Regions from separate parts of the Homo sapiens genome. Here region 1 is linked to region 2. The links are chromatin loops, found by intact Hi-C in ENCODE. Cell type or tissue: chondrocyte. All regions are shown on one strand.

The links. Hi-C counts contacts between places; a loop is a spot of excess contacts. Peaks named below come from ENCODE experiments on the same cell type or tissue, not always from the same donor. Only the 100,000 strongest peaks of a DNase experiment are listed, where the experiment ranks them.
Region 1: it touches region 2 in a loop (2.4-fold over the local background); 3 of 110 quality-filtered maps call a loop at or near these places.

The regions. Positions count from the first base shown.
Region 1 is chr19:49,371,353-49,373,852 of GRCh38, reverse strand. The region is part of intron 4 of DKKL1 (dickkopf like acrosomal protein 1); the gene reads right to left. All of the region lies in intron 2 of LOC101928295 (a long non-coding RNA gene), which reads left to right. Among named protein-coding and RNA genes, the nearest start is that of DKKL1, 8.7 kb to the right of the region's middle. In chondrocyte, no CTCF peak of the experiment used is centred here; no DNase peak of the experiment used is centred here.
Region 2 is chr19:49,421,330-49,423,829 of GRCh38, reverse strand. PTH2 (parathyroid hormone 2) reads left to right here and starts at 389. Exons shown (of 2, transcript NM_178449.4): 1 at 389-618; 2 at 1,188-1,411. The coding sequence starts at 491. The coding sequence ends at 1,362. It also overlaps a transcript of GFY not described here. RefSeq lists a silencer at 70-273. In chondrocyte, CTCF peaks have their summits at 1,105 and 1,308; no DNase peak of the experiment used is centred here.

The DNA of each region.
Region 1 (2,500 bases), 50 kb after region 2:
ACCTGCTGAATCAGTCTGCCTTTTAGTAAGATGAGGTCTGAGAAGCCGCGCAGGAGATTGTTATGTGTTAAATTGTTTCCTCCTGGCTGGACGCGGTGGCTCATGTGTGTAATCCAGCACTTTGCGAGGCTGAGGTGGGCAGATCACTTGAGGTCAGGAGTTTGAGACCATCCTGGACAGCATGACAAAATCCTGTCTCTACTAAAAATATGAAAATTAGCTGGGCGTGCTGGCGCGCTCATGTAATCCCAGCTACTTGGGAGGCTAAGGCAGGAGAATCACTTGAACCTGGGAGGCAGAGGCTGCAGTGAGTCAAGATTGTGCCATTGCACTCTAGCCTGGGCAACAGAGCAAGACCCAGGCTTAAAAAACAAACGAACAAACAACCATATTGTTTCCTCCCCAAATTCATATTTTGAAATTCTAACCTGTAATACCTCAGAATGTGGCCTTATTTGGAACTAGGGTCATTGAAGATATAATTGGTGAAGATGAGGTCATTAGGTTGGGCCCTAATCCAACATGACTGTGTTCTTTTTTTTTTTTTTTTGAGATGGAGTCTCACTCTGTAGCCCAGGCTGGAGTGCAGTGGCACAATCTCGGCTCACTGCAGCCTCTGCCTCCTGGGTTCAAGCGATTCTCCCACCACAGCCTCCAGAGTAGCTGGGATTACAGGGGCATGGCACCATGCCAGCTAATTTTTGCATTTTTAGTAGAGACGGGGTTTCACCATGTTGGCCAGGTTGGTCTCAACCTCCTGACCTCAGGTGATCCACCTGCCTTGGCCTCCCAAAGTGCTGGGATTACAGGCGTGAGCCACCATGCCCAGCCTATTTATTTATTTATTTTTTGAGATGGAGTTTCGCTCTTGTTGCCCAGGCTGTAGTGCAATGGTGCTATCTTCGCTCACCGCGACCTCCACCTTCTGGGTTCAAACGATTTTCCTGCTTCAGCCTCCTGAGTAGCTGGGATTACAGACATGTGCCACCATGCCCGGCTAATTTTGTATTTTTAGTAGAGACGGGGTTTCTCCATGTTGGTCAGGGTGGTCTCGAACTCCTGACCTCAGGTGATCTGCCCGCCTCGGCCTCCCAAAGTGCTGGGATTATAGGTGTAAGCCACCACTCCTGGCCATACTTTGTATTTTTTTTTTTTTTTTGAGACGGAGTCTCGCTCTGTCGCCCAGGCTGGAGTGCAGTGGCACGATCTCGGCTCACTGCAAGCTCCACCTCCCGGGTTCACGCCATTCTCCTGCCTCAGCCTTCTGAGTAGCTGGGACTACAGGCGCCTGCCACCATGCCTGGCTAATTTTTTTGTATTTTTACTAGAGACGGGATTTCACCGCATTAGCCAGGATGGTCTTGATATCCTGATCTCATGATCTGCCTGCCTCGGTCTCCCAAAGTGCTGGGATTACAGGTGTGAGCCACTGTGCCTGGCCCCATATTTTGTATTTTTAGTAGACGGGGTTTCGCTACGTTAGCCAGGCTGGTCTCGAACTCCTGACCTCATGATCCGCCCGTCTCTGCCTCCCAAAGTGCTGGGACTACGGGTATGAGCCACTGTGCCTGGCAGGAGGCAACTTCTCTCTAGTGGATAGAGCCCAGGGATGTTATCAAATATCCTACAGTGCACAGGGCAGCTCCCACAATAAAGATTATCCAGCCCCACATGCCAATGATGCCAACCTTAAGAAATTTTGGTTTATGGAAAAGAGACTATAGGGATATTTATTATACTATTTTTTTTTACCATAAAGACACAGGCACATGCATGTTTATTATGGCACTATTCACAATAGCAAAGAATTGGAACCAACCCAATTGTCCATCAGTGATAGACTAGATAAAGAAAACATGGCACATATACACCATGGAATACTATTCGGCCACAGAAAAGGATGAGTTAATGTCCTTTGCAGGGACATGGATGAAGCTGGAAACCATCATTCTCAGCAAACCAACACAAGAGTAGAAAACAAAATACTGCATGTTATCACTCAAGTGGGAGCTGAACAATGAGAACACATGGACACAGGAAGGGAAACATCACACACCAGGACCTGTCGGTGGGGGGTGGGGGGTCAGGGGAGGGATAGCATCAGGAGAAACACCCAATGCAGGTGACGGGCTGATGGGTACAGCAAACCACCATGGTACATGCACCTATGCAACAAAACTGCATGTCTGCACATGTACCCCAGAACCCAAAGTATAATTTAAAAAAACATAAAAATACTATGTCTTAATATAACTTACTGTACCATGGATTTGTTAAAAACTAAGGTAAGTCATTAAGAAAATGATACAAAGCATAAAAGATCATTTATCAAAATTACAAAAACTCTAAAACCAGTGGACAAAGATCCAAAAAAAACTAGTAAAACAATTGAAAAATTATTTGAGTAATAAAATGTAACTATGATGACGCAATGACAGCTTGCATCTTAAAACAGGTTAAAGAAAGAATATTTTTTAAAAAATTAAGAGAATGTAAAAGT
Region 2 (2,500 bases):
TTTTTCTGTCGTTCCCATTCTTTCTCTCTATTTCTTCCTCGGCCACTCTGTCTTTGTCCTTCTCTTTGTGTCTCTGTTCCTCTGACGGTCCTTCCGCCAGTCTCTATTTTTAGCCCTCTGACACACCCCCTGTGTCCACCTCTCTGTCTGTCTGTCTCTCCCCCTCCCTCGTCTCAGGTCCAGCTTCTGGTCCCAATTAGTTGGTGGCGGCCAAGGCAGCGGCAGGTCCCCCACCCCCGGCTCCTCATTACCGCTGGCGGCTCCTAATGAGCCTGGGGAGGGGGTGACCCCGCGTCCCCGGCCCCCCGGCCTGCGTCACTGCCCGGTGCGGGGGCTGCGGAGGCGATATAAGGGGGCTGCCACCATCGCTGCCCCAGCCCACTGCACGGTAGGGGACTGTGCGGGAAGCTGGGGGTGGATGCATGGTGGGGCCCGGGGTTCTGGGCCGGGATGCAGCCCTACTGAGCCCCTTTCTGGTTCTCCACAGGTGATGGAGACCCGCCAGGTGTCCAGGAGCCCTCGGGTTCGGCTGCTGCTGCTGCTGCTGCTGCTGCTGGTGGTGCCCTGGGGCGTCCGCACTGCCTCGGGAGTCGCCCTGCCCCCGGTCGGGGTCCTCAGGTAGGTGCCAGTCCCAGAACTCCCAGGGAGGGGTGGGAACTTGGAGAAGTGGGAAGAGAACCAAAGAGAAAGGGGACGGAAGATCCAGAAAGCGGAACAGAAGCCCAAAGAGAGGGCGACCGAGACCCAGCGAGAAGACAGAGACTAGGGGTGGGGGAAGGCGGGAGGAGGGTTTGGTGGTAGTGGTGGTGCGGGAAATGGACAGAAAATCAGCAAGGGAAAGAGACACAGAAAGATAGATCCCGAGAAAGGCGTGGAGAGGCTCGAAAGGAGTCGTTGCAGAAACGGATTCATTCTTTGAGCAACGTTTATTGGGTTCTTGGTGTGCGCCTGGCCATGCGCTGAGCGCTGTGGGCGGACAAGTGCATCAGACTCGGTCTCAGTACCTGGGGAGTTTCGAACCTGGTGAGCAGAGAGACAGAGACCCACACAGAGAACGAGAGAGACAGGGGGAGCCGGACCGAGCCACTCCACGGACTGGGCAGTAACGGGGCTTCGAGTTAGACCGCGGGGAGGACAGGCGGCGGCAAGAGCGAGTCTGGACGCGCGGTCACCGCGTCTCTCCACAGCCTCCGCCCCCCAGGACGGGCCTGGGCGGATCCCGCCACCCCCAGGCCGCGGAGGAGCCTGGCGCTGGCGGACGACGCGGCCTTCCGGGAGCGCGCGCGGTTGCTGGCCGCCCTCGAGCGCCGCCACTGGCTGAACTCGTACATGCACAAGCTGCTGGTGTTGGATGCGCCCTGAGCGCGCTGCCCGTCCCCATCTTAATAAAGACCATGCCCTGCGCTCCGGACTGCGCCTAGTTCCTGCGCGACCTGCGTGTGCGTTGGGTTGGGGGCGCGGGGCTTGAAATGGGGGGTAGAAAAGAGACAGGACTCTGTGTCGGCCACTCTGGCATCTCTCTCCTCAGTCCCCACTCTATTTTCTTTCCTCAATTCCGTTTCTCTCTGCCTGTCTTTGTCCAGGAAGCTGGCTTCTTTCCTATTTCTGGATCTCTGCTTCCCTATCGCCCCCACCCCCCCGCCCCCTCCTTTCATTCTGGGCCCCTGTCCCTCCCTACCCCCATCTCTGTCCCCTTCTCTCTGGTTCTCTGTAATCTCCAAGGTCTCTGTCCTCCTCCGTCTCTGTCCCTTTCTCTGGGTCTCTTTCCTCTCTGGGTATGTGTCCCCGTCTCCCTGGGTCCTTGTGGTTATCTCCCCTTTCACCCTTTTGGCTTTCTGGTCTTCTGGGAATCTCTGCCTCCTCTCTCTATTCTCCTTCTGCCTCTGAAACTCTTCCTTCCCTTCTCCATCACTTTCTTTTTTCCTTTTTCCTCTGCCTGACTCCTTCATATCTTCCTTTTCTTTCCTCCGTTAGGTTTCTATCTGTCTCTCCATCAGCTCTCATCTTTGAATTTCGCTGTTCCTCCCTCCCATCACTTCCAGACTTCTCCCCAGGCACAGTGGAAAGATCGCGGGCTCTGGTGTGAGGCAGCCCTAGCATCCAAACCCAGGGTCCTCCAAATCTAGCTGCGTAGTACTGAGAAAGCCTTCTTGACGTCAGTCTCTGTGTCTCCTTTTCTTCATCTGTTACGAGGATCCAATAAGATATACTTCATAAGACTTCAGTACAGCGCCCGTTACGTAGCAAAACGCTTTTATTTGAAAAGGGTTTCCTCTTCTCACAGCAGCGTCCAGCAATTTTTTTCAGGGTTTTCTGACTTCGGGTCTCCTTCTCTAGAGACCTTCGGGGCGCCAGGCTGGGGCAGGAGAAGAGAAAGGAGCAGGCGTCAGGCTCCAAAAAGGACAGGGAAAGGGCGGGAAGATACCTGGGCTGCAGGTGAAGCGAGAAAAGAGCCAATCGAAATCTGTCTCTCTCCCCGGAGGTCCAGCCTGCCCTTCAG